Linked DNA regions of Homo sapiens: region 2 is linked to region 1. The links are chromatin loops, found by intact Hi-C in ENCODE. Cell type or tissue: OCI-LY7. All regions are shown on one strand. Links, peaks and the distances in the headings refer to the core of each region. The heading gives the core; the rest is flanking DNA. Region 1 has its middle 63 kb from the start of PRDM11. Region 2 overlaps TP53I11 (tumor protein p53 inducible protein 11).

Region 1 (8,324 bases), core at 120-8,119:
GGGAACAAACACAGCTGAGAAGGAGAAAGGGGAGGAGTGTCTTCATCGGAAGACACTAAAGAGAGGAAGCAGTGGGAAGAAGTCTGTCTTGTAACACTCAGGAGAGCTCACCAAGCGCCAGGCACAGCGCTGGGCCCCTTCCATCCTGTACCCTGGCACTCCTCAAACCTCATAACTCGTGCAGTCTTTGAAAAAAGTGAAACACTCTCTGGCTTTTGTATTCATTAACATCTCCAACAAGTGACTACTGCAACTAAAATGAATCAAAGCAAAGGAGGAAGGCAGTGCTTTGTGAACCTCATGTCCTCTGCCCCTTCTCCGAGATGCTGTCCAGACACCCCGCTCCCCAGCCAGGAGTGAATTTCACTGAATCCTCCCTGCAAAGATGCCGACAGATCTGCTCATTCTATAGACAAGGGCATTGATATGCCTGTGGCAGAGGTGGCTTTCAGTGAAGGTCTGTGACCCCAAAGCACAAGGTTTCTAATCATGACCCTATACTGCCTGTTGGGGTGACATGGGCCTCTAGCTGACAGACCACTCAGATGACCAAGAAGCCACATCCCTTGCTAAGTGTCAGAAAATTTGGTTTAAGCTGGCAATTTTCCAGGTTGTATACACTGGGGGAAGCACAGAAAGGGGAATGGCTGAGGCTCAGAGAGGGTAAGTAACTTACCAAGGCCACACAGCAATGGCCTTGTCCATGGTGTGTGGCCTCAGGACTGGAACATAAGTCCTGTCTGCCCCTGTGTCTTCCCTGCCCCCCTCCCACGCCAGCACACACCCCACACCTCTGAGATACCAGCCTGGCCTGCTGAATAAGCTCACGCAGACTGGATTCTGATGAGTGTGTTTCGCTTTGCCTGGCAGGCTGCTTAGTGATTGTTCTAAACCTGCGTGTGGGCTTCTCCACTCCCCCAGTCTTCTATTTCTTTCTTCGCCCCCAATGCTTCCCCATCCCTCACCCTCCCCCCACCAGCACCCAGTACAGCAAGCCACACTCAGCAGGTGTTCAATGAACACTTGCTCTGCCAACGAGGCATTGGACCATCTGTAGGGGGCCGGAGTGGGTGTCAGGCTCCCACCCCCACCCCAGCGCCAGCTCCAGGGCCCAGGACGGGAGTCCCTCTGCAGGTGAGCCTGACAGCACTCAGGCTGCCGTCCCACTTGGGGGAGATTGTAAAGACTGTGACTTCCGGGAGGAAGTGGTTCAGAGGCCCAAGCTGTGTCTGGAAAGTCAGAGGCTTGCTCCAGGCCAGGAAGTCACCCAGCTTGCAACAGGGCCCTCGGGTCCCATCCTCACCCCCTGCCTACAGTCAGGGAAACTCCTGCCAAGCCCTAGAAGGATGTGAGCCCAGACCCCTCTCCAGTGGCAGGCTTCTAAGACCTGGTGCCCAGGAAAGGGAGTTGGTAAACAGCTCAAACTGCCCCACTTTGAATTTAGAAACTGCGGGGAACGTGTGAGCAGTGTGGGCAGCTGGAGAGAAAGGAGTGAAGACGCAGGCTTGGGCTCGTTCACTGGCACAAACTGTGAATCCCTGGCGTCCCTCAGGGAGTCTGGCAATGGGGTTGGGATGGTACCAAGGATTCCTGGTCCTAAGGGCTTTCCCGTTGCTGTTGCCCCGTGAGTCCCACAGTTTACTAACTCGAGTGTGCAGGAGTTGCTTGGGAAACTTGCGGTTCCTGCACTCCCAGCTCCAGAGTCTAACCCGGTAGGTCTTGTGTAAGACCCAGGAATTTGTATTTTCATCGATGAGCCTCCTGACCCCCACCCCCAGGTGATTCGGCACAGGTAGTCTTTGAACTACACCTTGGAAGCACTTTCTTGAGTTTTCTTCTCCAAGGGCTGGAAACACCGGTGCTTAACTAGAAGCGGTCTAGTTGTGAAGGCTGAGGTCCCATCCGCTTGCCGGAGGCCGGCCAGCAGGTCATATGGTTCCAGTGTCTCTGAAGGCGGAGGCTGGTCACTTTGGAAGTGGACCCATCTAGGGCCTGAAGCTGGTTCCTGGGACCCTCCCATCAAGGGCTAGCTGAATGGCCACCACCCCAGGCTGTAGCTATATCTCCTAAGAAGGAACAGAAGAAAGGAAGGGGCCTGGAAAGGTGGGGAGGAACCTGCCACAGAGATTGGAGATGCACTGGGCCCCCAGGAGAGGGGTTATCGTACAGGATAGCAGGGGGACTGGCCTATGCCCCACCCCCGATGCTGACTCCCCTGGGACAGCCCTGTGGGAGATCCTCACGTTGTGCAGAGCTGGGAGGGCTGGATATCAGCTCTTCCCTTCACAGTGGGCAGATGAAGGTTCCAGGAGTTTCCCTCTTAAGCACTGGGATCCTTCCTGCTAGCGCCTTCCTATGCTGTAAGTCATATGTATTAGTCCGTTTTCAGGCTGCTGATAAAGACATACCCAAGACTGGGTAATTTATAAAGAAAAAGAGGTTTAATGGACTCACAGTTCCACATGACTGGGGAGGCCTCACAATCATGGCAGAAGGCAAAAGGCACTTCTTACATGGCAGCAGGCAAGAGAGAATGAGAGCCAAGTGGAAGGGGAAACCCCTTATAAAACCATCAGATCTTGAGAGACTTATTCACTACTAGTACACTATGAGAGAAACCGCGTGATTCAATTATCTCCCACCAGGTCCCTCCCACAACACGTGGGAATTATGGGAACTACAATTCAAGATGAGATTTGGGTGGGGACACAGCCAAACCATATCATCGTATAATGCAACAAATTCTGGTGTCAGTATCAGGAAATGGTGAGCTCCAGCTCCATTGAGTCACTGAGACCCTGGGAAAGACTTCCCACCACCTGGATTCACTGGCCCCACCACCTGCCATCTACAATGAGGAGACTGGATTAAAACAGGAGAAGCAACAACTGATTAATACGGCTGCCCTGAGCAGTGTCTTGAGAAGCACTGGGGTTAAGTGTGGGTCTAGAAAAACAACCAAACACTTACAGACCACGTGCCCAGTACCACTGCAAGCATTTTACAGATATTTATATAAAATTTAATTTAATCTTGTTTAAAAGCTCATTTAATTCCGCAGCAACAACACCATGAAGTCGGTATTAGTACCTCCACTTTACAGATGAGGAAACTGAGGCACAGGATGATTAAGGATCTTGTCCAGGGATTCCCAGTACATGGCACAGCTGGATTCTGCACCTCTGTAGTCTGGCTCTAGACCCTGCCTCTACTCACCTCATTCTTCCTCCAAAACAACACAAAAGCTCATTATGATGACTTAATGGCCGGTGTCTGCCCCCGGCATGGCAGGGACAGAAGAGTACACAAACCTCTTATCAGCCTTTCCTACCACATTTCCAGTCTGCGGTTCTACCACCCATAAACAAGCCCATAGAGAGTAGAAGCAAATGGAGCAAGATCAGAGTGGGCCAGGGAGCACTGGAGCCCAGGCGGGACTGGACTCTTCCATTTGAGTTCACCGCACCACTTCATGCCTCCCCTGGACTGACCAGCATTTGAGCCCAAACCCACAGGGCACTGCTCACCATTCCTCAAAAAATCTCAGCTCGTTCCCACCTCTGGACCTTTGCACATGCTGATGTCTTCCTCAAAAACATCTCCTTTTCTTCAAATTTCATCTCAAATGCCACCTCCTGCAGAAGCTCTTCTAGATTCTCCTCCAACCAAACAGAGCCTGCCCTTTCTCTGGAGCCCCAGGCCAGGGTCCCATCCCACCACCAGCAGAATAGAGGCCACAGCTTCCCAGCTCTGCATGCCCAGCAACGGGTTCTGGCGCATAAGGGATTGAGCGCTCAGTAGGGGATTGAGGCACCAGAAGGAAATGAAAGCCTTCTGAGTTCTGACTCATTCACTGACTCGTTTATTCTATCAGGCTTTTTTCCTTAATTGAAAAAGAAAGAACTGAATTCCATACCTGCCTATAAATAAGGATTTAAAATCACATCAGTCACAAGAGCCCACTGTTTTGTCTCCCAGGGTCTGGGCTGCTGATCAGTTTCCTTTGTTAACCAGATCCGGTTTGTTTATCAACATCAGGCTGTAGAATTTGCAGGTCAGGCCACAAGGGTGTGAACCTTCTGCCATCCCCTCTCCGACAGTTGAGGAAAGAGGAGAAACTATAAATAATGTTCCTCTGCCCTCCAGGAACTTCCAGGCTAACATACAGGCTGGGCATACAAAATAAGTCCGCACCTGTGTGCCCGCCAACGCTGCAGTGGCAGAGGGGCATGCGGTCCACAGCCCCTGCAGAGAGGAAGTGTCTGGGGCAGACCTTGCCAAGCAGCCAAGAGTCTTCTCCATTTTCCCCTTGCTGGTTTTCTTCTCACTTCCCCTTTGTTAGAACTGTCCTCTTCTCTGCAGATCCTTGCTGGGGAGGATAGACAGAGGCAGTGGGGTAGGGAGGCAGGAAAGGTGGGATTTGAAAACACCAGGCTGAGCCAGAGCCTGGAGCAGCCGGGACCTCAGCAACACTGTGGCTGCCCATGGAAACCATCCCAGGTAAGATGATGGTCCCCGGGCTCAGCCAGCAGAGGGCCTAGCTGAGTCAGCATCTGCGCATCAGTGAATGAAGGTGTGAATGAATGGAGTGGAAGCTGGAGATGGGATGTGAAGTATGTGGGTCTCTGCTGGGAACACCTATGAGTCCTTGCCCTTTGCACCTGGCATTTGTGCAAATGACTCACAATCACAAGTGAGTCCTTTCTTTCTTCTGCTTCCTACCTCATCTTTCAACCCCTGACACAACACTACACCTACACATACACATACAGGTGCACACCTACACACATACCCCAGACACATACAGTTGTACACACTCAGAACTAGCAATAGACTCTAGACAACACTTACACTCAATAATACAATAATACCCATACACTAAACACAATAATACACATGCACAAAGCAAACAATGCCTATATCCTTACATGCCTGCACACACACCTACTTGTGCACACACATAACCTCACAAGTGGCACTCATATACATATATGCAGGCATACATTCACAACAGGCAAACAGACATACCTTAAAACACAGCCATTGAATCATGTGTTCATCTTCTCTTTCATCCAGAGGCTTCTTTCCTTTACCCTGGATCTCGCTTTACAATTCACAAAGTGCTTTCCTTTGTTTACTCACTTCCCTAACCTTTTTGAGGATATCCTCTGTGCTAGGCAACACATGGAAGGTGAATAGGAATCAGACCCTACCCTCCAGGAGGTTTCTAGTTTAGTGGAGGAAACAGACACAGACAGTGACAAACATAATCTGGTGTGATCATTCAAATCAAAAGCTGTTTCACTCGAATCAAAAGCTAATTTTTTTTTTTTAGATGAATTCTCACTCTGTCACCCAAGCTGGAGTGCAATGATGTGATCTCGGCTCACTGCAACCTCTGCCTCCCAAGTTCAAATGATTCTCCTGCCTCAGCCTCCCGAGTAGCTGGGATTACAGGCACACACCACCACGCCAGGCTAATTTTTGTATTTTTAGTAGAGATGGGGTTTCACCATTTGGCCAGGCTGGTCTTGAACTCCTGACCTCAGGTGATCCACCTTCCTCCACCTCAGCCTCCCAAAGTGCTGAGATTATAGATGTGAGCCACCGTGCCCAGCCAAAAACTATTTCTTGAGCACCTACTGTGTGCTAGATCCATGCTGAGCTTTGGGAATACAGAAGTACATAAAGGTCTAGTCTCCCTAGCCTCGAGCAACTTTCAGACTGAAGTGGAAAGAGGCAAAGATATAAGTAGAATATGTGCTGTAATGTACACACTACAGCGGCAGCCCAGAAAAGGGAGTGATTAACTTTGGGGAGAGAATCAGAAAGGGTGTCTTAGTATGTTCAGGCTGTTATAACAAAATACCATACACTTGGTAATTTACAAACTACAGAAATTTATTGCTCATAGTTCCGGAAACTAGGAAGTCCGAGATCAGGGGGCCAGCAGATTCAGTGTCTGCTGAGGGTCTGTTCCTCATAGATACGTTCCTCACAGTTCCATCTTCTATAATATGTGTTCTACATGGTGGAAGGGCAAAATGGCTCCCTCCAACCTCTTTATGAGGGCACCAATCCCATTCATGAGGGCAAATCGCACCCCCCACGCCCCTCACCACCACCCCCACCTGCCACATCACCTAATCACCTTCCAAAGGCCCTACCTCTTAATGCCAACATGTTGGGGATTTGATCTGAACACATGAATTTCAGAGGGACAGAAACATCCAGACCACAGCTGAGACCTTCACAGAGAAGGTAGCACTGGTCTTTGTGGGATAAAGGGGAGTTCACGAAAAACATGGGGCAGTTTGGTATTTGATGTAAAACCAAAGCAGAGACCTCAGAGGGGTTCATCAACAGTTCTCCATTCCTGGACTTCACATGTGAGTGTGTGTGACTGCAGGAGGGAGGGAGGTGAGAGTGGGGATCTGGGGTCGAAGATGAGGCTATAAAGATCATCAGAGGCAGAGAACAACATCTGCATGTTACAGCGGAGAAAATTGAGGCTCAAGGAGGTAAATGAGGATGTCTTATTCTTCCACTGGGCTCTTTCCTGCTCTTGGGGCCTGCCACAAATTCTCCTGGCCTTTCTTTCTGAATCAGACAAAGCTGCTTGCTAGTGGCTGAACAAGTTAAAAGCTCAGCGCAGGTGGGAGGCATTACTATTGACTGTGATGATTATTCTCTAAAATCCAGCTTGGCAGGATTTCTGCCTCGGATAATCAGCAGCTCAGCAGGTCCAGCCCAGGGCAATTTGGGCCTTTGAGGCTGAGGGACTCCCAGCCCTTGCTCCAGTCCCCTGCCTGAAGCTGGGGGCAAGCTGGGGGCCTGGTCAGCTGAGTCCAGGAGCCAGCGCCTCCCCTTGGGGATGCCTCACCCTCCCCTTGCTGCTTTTTACCACGATGTGCCTACCCTCAGTCGCCCTCTCATTAAGCTGACCTCCCCCTTCCATGCCAATCATCTCTCCCTCTGGCAACCAGCATTTGCCTCCTCCTCCGAGGTTTCTCCTTCCCTCAGTCTGTGCTGGTGGAAGGGGCGGAGTCATTTTCCTGAAAGGAGTGTTGATTGAGGAAGCACGCGCCTCCCCCAACCAGCCGTGGGTCTCAGGCAAGCCACTCCCCTCTCCAGGCCTCAGTTTTCTCATCTATAAACAGGGCCCACCATTTCCTACAGTCTCACACTAGCCACCCCACATGGCACCTGAGGGCATCTGAGTTTGAGATCCCTGGACTAACTGGTCTCAAAGGTGCCATAAAGCGAGTCTCTGGGTTTCTGTGGCTCTGGATCATGGGACAGGCAAGAGAGAGATGACTGGGCTGGGCTGAGAGGCCAGGTACTGCAGGCAACTGATCCAGTGCAGGCCACTCACCCAGGGTCTTCCTTCCCCAGTCCAGATTCGCGGCATCTCCCACCTGCATTTTGCCCCGGCCTCCTCCTGCTCTCTCCGCCCCCAGCACCTCCTGCTCTAGTCTGTGCTGTCTCATCAGGGTTCCTCTTAAAAAACTCAGATTGGATTCTGCTATTCTGTTGCTGGACAGCACCACCTATTTGCCCTAACTCCTTACTTGGCATTCAAGGCCCCTCCCAAGCCAGCCCCTGCCTACCTTCCTGGCCTTATCTCCCATTTCCCCTCACCCTCACCCTCAACTTCCTTAGTGCCACCCGGCCCATGAAGCCCCATCCTGTGTGGTGGCCATACCTTTGCATACACTAATCCCCCCACCTGGAATTCCTTCTCAGCCTTCTCCACTCAGAAAAGCCTTCAAGGCCTTGTCCCACGTTGCCTCCTCTGGGAAGCTGTCCCTGACTGTCCCTGGGTGGAGGCAGAGGCATACCTCAGCTAGAACAAGTGCCAGGTGATAGTGGAGTTAGGTGTGTAAGCTCCTCCTCCTAAACAATGAGCACCTAATAGAGGCCACAGCTTGAGCAGCAGGGCAGTAGCCCTGCCCTGGTCACCTTTTGTCTTCAGAGCCCAGAAAGGAGGCTGGACATAGTGAGCAGGTGGTCAGTACACCTTTGCTGTAGGAATAAACAACAAATAATGTGTTAGGCATTGCCCCACTCCACCTAACTCATTTAAAGTTCAAGAGGCAGGAAGATGTACACAGGTGAAGCCCCACACTGCGGAACAGTGATTCCCTTCTTCCCCTATTTGCAGAAGTCTAACCATTTACAAAGCACCTTGCAGCCCTCCCCAGCGAGCCCCTGCAAATAGTGCAGACCTCTCATTTATTATCTCTATGTTGCAAAGGAGGCCCAGAGAAGCAGAGACTGGCCAGAGGCCCCTGACTGGAGGTGGTGGAGTTCTACACAAGCCA
Region 2 (8,324 bases), core at 56-8,055, 150 kb before region 1:
ACTGGGGCGAGGCAGAAGCTTGACAAGAGGCTGCTGATGGCTGGAGGGAGCTGGGAGAAGAGGCGTTCCAGGTCACCCCAAACGGAGCGTAGAGCGGGCCCACACCGAGCTTTCCTCGCTGGACTTAAGGGCCCCTGTCCCTCACCCCTCTGCCACTGCCTCCTTCCCAACTGTAAATCTCCTTGCCTTAGAGTCCCCCTGCCCTCCAAGCTGTACGTCTGTCTTCCAGATCTTACCTGACCTGCAGCCCCCTCCCTCACCCTCACCTGCAGGCTCCACTACAATTAGCTCTAACCAAGCCACCCAGTATTTTGTGAGCACAGCTGTGTGCCAGAGCCTGGACAGCCTCATGGGGTAAGGCCACGCCACCCTCCCATCCCACAGTTGAGTGTGGAAGACTGGATGTCTCAGGGCCAGCAGACGCCCGACACGCAGCCTCATTCCCCAGGTGGAATCCACCTGCAGTTATGGGAGGACAAACCAACCATCACTATTAGAGGATTAGGCCTGGCTCAGATGGGGGATTGAGGCTTCGGCCTGAGGGCACTGCCCATTGGCGGCACCACCTGTGGGCAGCAGCGGGAGGCAGTGGTGGCTCGTGGCCAGACCAGGGCTCGGCAGCAGGGAGGCAGCTCTTTAGGGAGAGGCACAGGCTTAGGTAGCAAGAGACAGATGCCAGGAGAGGGGCCCTTCCTCAGGGTCCAGCCTCCCATTCTGCTCTGCCACGTTTACCAAGCAGAGTCTCGGGGCATCCGCTGTAACCATGGTGGTGCCACCACTCTGCTGGGTACAGGCCATGTTGCTGTATCTGGGTGCAGGGACAGCCAGGCACAGGGTGGACAGGGGTGAGGACCCCTGGCAGGGGCCCACCTGGCAGCAGCCAGAGCGGGCTGTACCTATAGACACCCTCCAGCCATCCCCCACTCTATGCCAGGATGGGAAGCGAGTCTGAGGCCTGGGGCTGCTTTTCTCCCTACACCTGTCCCCAGGGCTTGGGCTCGCCACTTCCGGTGTGTGCATCGGTGTGCTGGCAGGAGGGAGAAGGTTGGGATCAGGGACTAACGGGGTGTACAGCACAGGCTGGTGGGCCCTCAGGGAGAAGCTGGGCGGTGGGTATGCAGCACAGGCTGGTGGGCCCTCAGGGAGAAGCTGGGCGGTGGGTATGCAGCACAGGCTGGTGGGCCCTCAGAGGCAGGGCAGGGGCTGTTCGGCCCCAAGACAGCCAGTTGTCAGCCTTTGCCAGGGCGCTGGACAGGGCGGGGAAGATGAGGGGAGGTGGCCTGCTGAAATGTTTCTACTTATTTCCTGTGCTGAGTTGGAGGGCCACCTGATCCCACTCAGCCAGACCCTGGAGGCAGCCCGGGCTGCACGTGTGGGGGGCAGCTCACCGGGAAGCAGGCAGGAGTGGGGGACAGGCTGAGCCCAGTGGCCATCAGGCCTTGGGGTACATGCCAAGGGGCAAGAGAGCGCTATGGCTTTCCTTCTGTTCCTCCTCTCCCAGCCCCACCACTTACAATGGTCTCCATTGGGGGCTGTGTGTCCCTTTGTCCGTGGGGCTGAACTCAGGCTGGTTGCAGGGAGGGGGCTCCCAGGGCATTCCAGTGTCCTAGGGTAGAGGCAGAGTGCCCTAGAGCAAGGTCCCAGGAGAGCTCATCTTGTCAGGCCAGGAGAGTGGGGACAGGACTTCTAGCTGGGAGAGGACTTCTAGCTGTGTGTGGCCCATTCTTGAAGAATGGCTGAAAGGGAGGTGCCATCTCAGGCAGCACACCCTGCCTGCATGCCCTTGGCTGGGCTATGAAGGCGCACGTGTGTGTGTTTGCTCACATCATGGGTGTATGTGTGTCTGTGTGTGTGTTCAGGGGTGTGTATGTGTGTGTGTTGTGTGTCTGTGTGTGTTTTCAGGGTGTGCATGTGGAGAGGGCCAGATTGAGGAGGAGGGGTACAGGGTTTTCCAGGATTAGAAGGAAGCCAAGTTTAGCTGCTTGGGCACTAGGTTGGCTGGGAGTGTAGGGAGAAGGATGGGGGGTGGTCACAGCCTCTCTCAAAAGCAAGAAGGGCTTCCTGGCAGAAGAGGCTGGACCCTCGACTTAGCCCACTACCCTCATGACTCCAGCCTGACTTTAGTCAGTGTCTATTGAGGGGGTCTGGAGGCCAAGAGACCCAAGGAAAGGAGGTATCACTGTGAGGGTGAAGAACAGGGCAGCAGAGGCCCTGTCTCTCCCCAGACCAGCATGTCAAGCCTGAAAGCCCAGGAGATCACAGCACACGGGGTGCCCAGGAGGAAAGGAAGGCCCCCCACCCCCTGCCTCCCTGGGGCAGGACTGGGGCAGGGCAGGGGACCCTCCTGCCTTCCAGGAGCCAAAGGGAAGCCGAGGCCCCAGCGCCACTCTGGCCCAGGCATGGGCAGGGCCCCAGGCCCAGCGGGCAACTAGGCCTTCTTGGGTCTTCGGCCGACTTGGTAATAGTAGTAAATGCTGATGACGACAAAAAGGAGGCGGCTGACCAGGAGCAGCAGGATCCCCAGGGACATGAGGCCCGTCTCAGCTAGCGTGGCAGTGACCACTGTGGGAGAGAGTCCAGCAAGGCCACAGGGTCAGAGGAGGGGATGTGTCCCAGCGCTGCCCCCCTAGCCCGGAGCGCTGGTGTGGCCGTCTCCCTGACTTTGCTCTGAGCCCAGGATCCTCCCAGGTGGGAAGCACAGGACCTGCCCCCTGCCCCTGCCAACCCCACAGATGTTTCTGCTCTGATGTCTCCCATGTGGCAGGAACTGGGGCACAGCAGGTGGGCAAAATTGAATGCGTGTTATTACACACGTGCTGGGTACAGTGGGCAGTGGGTGTGGGGGGGCCGCAGGTACATGTGTGTGCAAGGCCATAGATACAAGTGTGTGGATTTGGGAAGCTACAGGCACGTGTGTTAGGCATGTGTGCACAGGTGTGCAGGCACACAAGTAAACACAGCCAGGTGAGTCCTTATCCCTCTATCCCCTCCCTAGCCCCCCACAGACAGGTTTTCATCACTTCCCACACACCCAGGTGGCTAGAGCAGGCAGGTCAGGGGCGAAGCGGCCCATCAGCCTCCCTCACTGCCCACCTCAGGACTCACCCAAGAACTGGACCCCGAAATAGCAAGCTTCGGTGAGCAGGGTCCATCGAATGATGACCTTCTCAGCCGTGTAGAGAGCGTTCCACATGATCAGGGAGATGCCTGGGGCGGGGGATGAAAAGGGGGCTGGGGGTGGGACAGCTGACTCCCTCCCAGCAGGGCAGGAGGACTGCTCCTGCTTCCTCTGGCCACTGCTGCAAGACAGCTGGGGTCCTGGACTCCACGCCTCCGCCCCTATTCACATTTCTCAAATCAAAGCTGTCTGTCCCCGATCCTGTCCCCTCCAGACTCAATGCTGCTGCTTCAGCCTGCTCCTGTCATTCCAAGGCCCTATGTGACACTGGGCGAGTCACTTCCCCGCATTGAGACTCGATCTCTTTATAAAGGGGGAGGACTGAGCCCCTGGCCCCTGCCCATGTCCGGTTCTGTCAGGAGGATGCTGTGTTCATGGAGTTCATGAGTTAATGGGTTACCTGGTCCTATGATTGGGTTTTCTTTTACACGGACTCCCAGACAGAAAACCTGAGCCCGGTAAGGACTCGCTTTAAGGAAGTCCCCTGGGGGAGGGGGATGAACCATACTTTTTAGCAGAAGACCACTGACTTGGCCTCTAGCAGGCCCCGCCCACCCAGTGTCTGCTGGTACCAGACATGCCACTGGGTGTGCATTTATTTTATTCCAGCAACCCTAACTCCAGAGGAGCTCAGCCTTTATTCTGTAGGCAATAGGGAGCCATAGAATATTTCGTAGAAATAGAGGCATATTACCTATGCTGAGCTTTAAAAATTGTAATTCCAAATCCTAACGTGTGCATCTCAGGTTAGAGAGGAAACAGAAGTGGTTCAAACAGAAGTGGCTCTGGGGATAAAATAGGGGGGGTGCGAGGGGTTTTGCAGACACTGAATTGATCTGCCTCTCCTCTAGGCTGTGAATTCCTAGAGGCTGGGCCTGGGCTTCCTCCATCTCTGTACCACAACGCCCAGAGGCAGTGCACACACTTATGAGCGCTCCTTGCAGATGGTGGCGACTGCAAGCTCCAACCCACTGGGTGTATTCCACCAATGGCCACAAGATGGCAGCACATCCCCAGCAGAGAGCTTCATCAGAGGCCGGGGTGTGGGCGCAGCATCTGGCCGAAGAAAGGAAGGGGTGCCCGGGCACGGACCCCCGTGCTCTCCTCAGCCCCGCTGGGTCTCCCAGCTGCCCGTCGCCTCCCCCAGGGCCCGCCCCAGCAGTACTCACTGAGGAGGGCACCGCCGTAGAGGCGGATGGGGGTCTTGCTGGTCACCTGGGCTCCATCAAAGACCGCATCATAGAGCTGGTCAGGGAAGGCAAGCGCCTGCGGGCAGCGAGAGGGGCTCAGAGGTCCCGCTTGGGAGAGGGTGGGGGGTGACAGCTGATGCTTCCCACAGACGTCTTCCTTCCCCGCCAGGAGCAGGATCAGCATCCTTGGGGGCAGTCCAGGGTCTGGACCCAATTGTCCCCACCCGCCCCCATGCCAGGACAGAAAACTCCAGGGTTCCTGGGAGAAGGAGTCAGGCCACAAACCATGGGATCTAGTGTGCTCCTGGAGAAGGCACAGGCGTGGCAGTGTAGGAGTCAGGTTCTCGGAGGCAGCCCCAGAGCCTGACAGATGGGCCCCTGCACGAGGGGCCAGGATGGAGGAGGCACCTCTGGTGAGCCAGAGAAGGGCTGAGGGAGCCACACGGGGCCAGATCTCAGGGGCTGGGGGTGGGGGCTCACCATGATGGCAATGCCGGAGAAGAGCACAGCAGAGACGAACTGCCAGACCCTGGGAGGCGTGGAAAGAAGATCACAGCCCTGCCCCAGGGGACCCTCCCCTCTCCAGCCCAGATCCCCAGGGATGGCAGCTTTGGGGAAGGTAATGAGACAAAATAAAATCCAGGGACCAGGCCAAATGAGGTGAGGTCTTATGCATTCTGCCCCACCGCCGCAGGCCTTCCCCTCCCCCAAAAAGTCAGGTAAATGCTCACCTGAGCCCCAAAGGCTCCCGAATGGTAAACTTGATTTCATTGCCTAAGACCTGGCTGATCTGTGGACAGAGGGGGTCAGAGGCAACCAGGGTGAGGGCAGCTCTCAGCGCCCCCACTCGCTCATCCTCCCAGAGCCCTGCACACCCAGGGACCAGCCTGGGCACCTCAGCTTGGCCAAAGGTTCCCCCAGGTGGGGAGGGTCACATGAGGCCACCCCCTCTCCTGCTTCCCCTTGACACTAGGATTTAAAAGAAGCTGAAAATATGATGGTGACGTATGAAAGCTCAGGGCTCTGCCAAATGCAGACTTGAAGCCTGGTCCTGCCACTTACCGGTGTGGCCTTGGGCAAGTTGCCTAACCTCTCTGAGCCTTTGTTTCCTCATCTATAAAATGGGTGAATGATTTTACAGTATCTGCATCTTCTAGTGCCAACAAGAAGATTTAAAAAGCAACTGCTGGAAAACCGGGCACGTAATAGGCACTTAATTCTAATGATCTCGTTATTCCCCTGGCATTGCTGTTACATTTCTAGGAAAATCAGCTAAGTCCTAGAACTCCTGCGGCTACCTGGGCCTGGGCTAACCTTCTCCCCTAATGGTGGGTCAGCCTGGCCTCCCCAGTGGGTGCCGGAGGCCCCTGCTCTGCACCCCACCTTGGAGCGATGCACCTCCCCGTCGTCATCCTCCCCGCCCACGCCGAGGATCTTGCGGGTCTTCAGGCGGCTCACGAGGTCCGTCTGGCTGTGCTTCTTCATCAGAGGCGGGGGCTGCTTGGCCGCCATCTTCTCCTCCAGCCCGGCCTCTGCAGAAGGGCTGAGGGGAGACACCGGCCTCAGGCCACAGTTCCTACCCAGCTTCCAGACCCTAGGGGAAGGGGCCTGACTAGCGGAAGGCCACACCCCACACCAGGCCTGCTGAGGCCTCCCCACGAGCCCAGGGCAGTAGGGGGAGTACAGCTGGCTTCCTTGTCAAATGGGTTGAGGAAATGCTCTCCAGGCCCCTGAGGCTCTGGGAGCTGGTCTGCTGTAGGTGGACACAGCACACCCCATCTGACAGGTTGCATGGTGCCTTAGAGCCAGCCCTGGAGGCATAGGGCCCAGGAGAGGGCATTTGGGTCTGGATGGCGGCCACATCCAAGCTTCCTGGGGGGATGGGGAGGAAAGGAGCCTGGATTCATGGGGCAAATGAGGTTTAGAAAAGGGGAGGGTCTGTCCAAGCCTGGGGCAGGGGCTTCTGAGTTCTGGGGTTTGGGCCCCCACCAAACTTCTGCCCAATCCTGCAAGCCGGTGAGCCCCTCTCCCGTCTCCCTGCCACCCCCCTTCAAACCTGCCAAGACCAAAGAAGGGGAGGGGGTGCCCTCATACCCAGCAGAGCCAGAGAAGGCTGCCAGGGGTGTTGACGGGGACACTAAGGTGGTCTAGATTCCCTGCTCAGGCCTTGCCCTCCCGGCCATCAGCCCCCCACCAGCCCCTCCCGGCACCCCAGGTCTGCCCATGATCCTCCCCAGCCCCCCACTCCCCCACCGCCAGCAACATCTTGGACCAGGTTGGGAGCACCTACTGCGTGCCAGCCCCTGTGCTGGGCAACTGAGATGCAGAAAGAAGCTGAGTACCTGTCGCGTCCTCAGTCAGCCAAATCTATGCAGAGGAGACAGCAGTGTAAACGGGGTGAGGTGAAGCCTCAGAGGCTGGCTCCGGGGTGGCCCTGGCTTCTCTAATCACAGCTGCCCTGCAAGATGGGCGCTATTGACGGCCACGCTGCAAATGAGGAAACCAAGCTCCCGGGGTTTCAATGCCAACCAAGGTGAATAACGGTCGTGCCACTTCCTACCTCGGACCACTTCCAGAATCTCATTCCCACTTGCACCCACCCTCTGGCAAGGCAGAAAAGCCATCCCCATCTACAGACAGGGTCAGAAGCCACTGGGCCCTCTAGCAGGGGACCCTGCTGTCTCAGTGCCCTGTGGCCCCAGGCAAATCTCACCCTCCTGCCCCAGCCAGGGCTGCCAGAGGCAGAGTGCGGGGATGTCCCCGGGTCACCTCCCATTTTTGAGCCTCCTGGTGTCTTAAAATAAAGCACCCGAACAAATATCAGAACACAGTTTCAAACTGTGGGGTCTGTGAATAATGTGGCTGTAGACCGGATCAACTAGGGAGGCAGTATACCATGTCGCATTGGGAAAAAAAACTGCAAAAGTTGCTATTGGCGGTCTTTAGTGAGTGTGATGTCATTTCCAGGCCAAACTACCCTCCTACGCCCCCTGGCTTTAGTTCCTCATCCACAAAAAGGAGTGGATACGCCTTTCTCCTCCCCACACACAGGCCCCATGGTGAAAGGAGACAGCGGCGGGTGGTAACTGTGACGGCAGTCCCACACCCGGCACACAAGAGACTCCCGGTTAATGCTTCGGTGTGTGCCAGCCATCAGGACAGGAGGCCAACCCTACCCTGCCAGGGAAGCCAGGGCCTAACCTTTCATCACCCGGCTCCTGGAGGGCCCAGGACGCCGTCCTGACACCTCAGCTGCTAGCCACTGCCTTCTGGTGAACCCAGATAGAAGCTACAATTAGCCACGTCCCTCCCGTGGCCAGGCGAGGCTGCCCTGAAAGTCACTAAGCCACTGGTGAGAACCGGGTCCTTCACCTGTTCCTCAGCCAAGGATGTTGCCTGGCCCACGCCCTTCCTCTTCCAGCCTCCCCATGGCCTTTTATCTTTTAATACATACAGCAAAATTGACGGGCTTCAGTTGTGCAGTTATTTGAATGTTAGCACACGTATAGATTTTTGTAGCCACCAGCTCCAGATCAAGACAACGAGCAGTTCCATCACCCCAAAAACTCCCTGGCGCTGGCCACTCCCTCCCCTCACACCTCCACCCTGGCAACCACTGATCTATTCTCTGACACTATGGCTTTTGTGTTTTCAAATATGCCATGTAAGTGGAATGATAAAGCGTAGAACCTTTTGAGGCTGGCTCCTGTCATTGAGCAGAATGCCTTTGAGATTCCTCCAAGTCACTGTGTGTATCAAGAGTCCGCTCCTTTTTATTGGAGAGCAGTATTCCCTGGGGTACGTGTAACAGCTTGTTTATCCATTCGGTCACTGAAGGCCATGTGGGTTGTTTCCAGTTGTTGATGATTATGAATAGAGCTGCTACAAACCCGCGTTTCTGTGGGACCGTAAGTTTTCATTTCTCTATGTAAATGCCAGGGGTGGAATTGCTGAGC

The links. Peaks named below come from ENCODE experiments on the same cell type or tissue, not always from the same donor. Only the 100,000 strongest peaks of a DNase experiment are listed, where the experiment ranks them.
Region 2: it touches region 1 in a loop (4-fold over the local background); 11 of 110 quality-filtered maps call a loop at or near these places.

What each region holds. Positions count from the first base shown.
Region 1 is chr11:45,079,146-45,087,469 of GRCh38, forward strand. No RefSeq gene overlaps it. Among named protein-coding and RNA genes, the nearest start is that of PRDM11, 63 kb to the right of the region's middle. RefSeq lists a silencer at 924-993 and enhancers at 3,109-3,986, 3,987-4,862, 8,121-8,324. In OCI-LY7, for the core only: CTCF peaks have their summits at 1,143, 4,513 (motif pointing right) and 4,713; DNase peaks (open chromatin) are centred at 1,166, 4,256 and 4,526; H3K4me3 peaks cover 2,330 bases; H3K27ac peaks cover 2,893 bases.
Region 2 is chr11:44,932,456-44,940,779 of GRCh38, forward strand. TP53I11 (tumor protein p53 inducible protein 11) reads right to left here. Exons shown (of 7, transcript NM_006034.5): 2 at 5,752-5,911; 3 at 5,100-5,158; 4 at 4,849-4,897; 5 at 4,348-4,444; 6 at 3,106-3,207; 7 at 1-2,562. The coding sequence starts at 5,880. The coding sequence ends at 2,429. Among named protein-coding and RNA genes, the nearest start is that of TP53I11, 14 kb to the right of the region's middle. RefSeq lists enhancers at 3,868-4,468, 6,039-6,752 and a silencer at 4,233-4,322. In OCI-LY7, for the core only: CTCF peaks have their summits at 4,167 (motif pointing right), 4,376 and 7,374; a DNase peak (open chromatin) is centred at 4,166.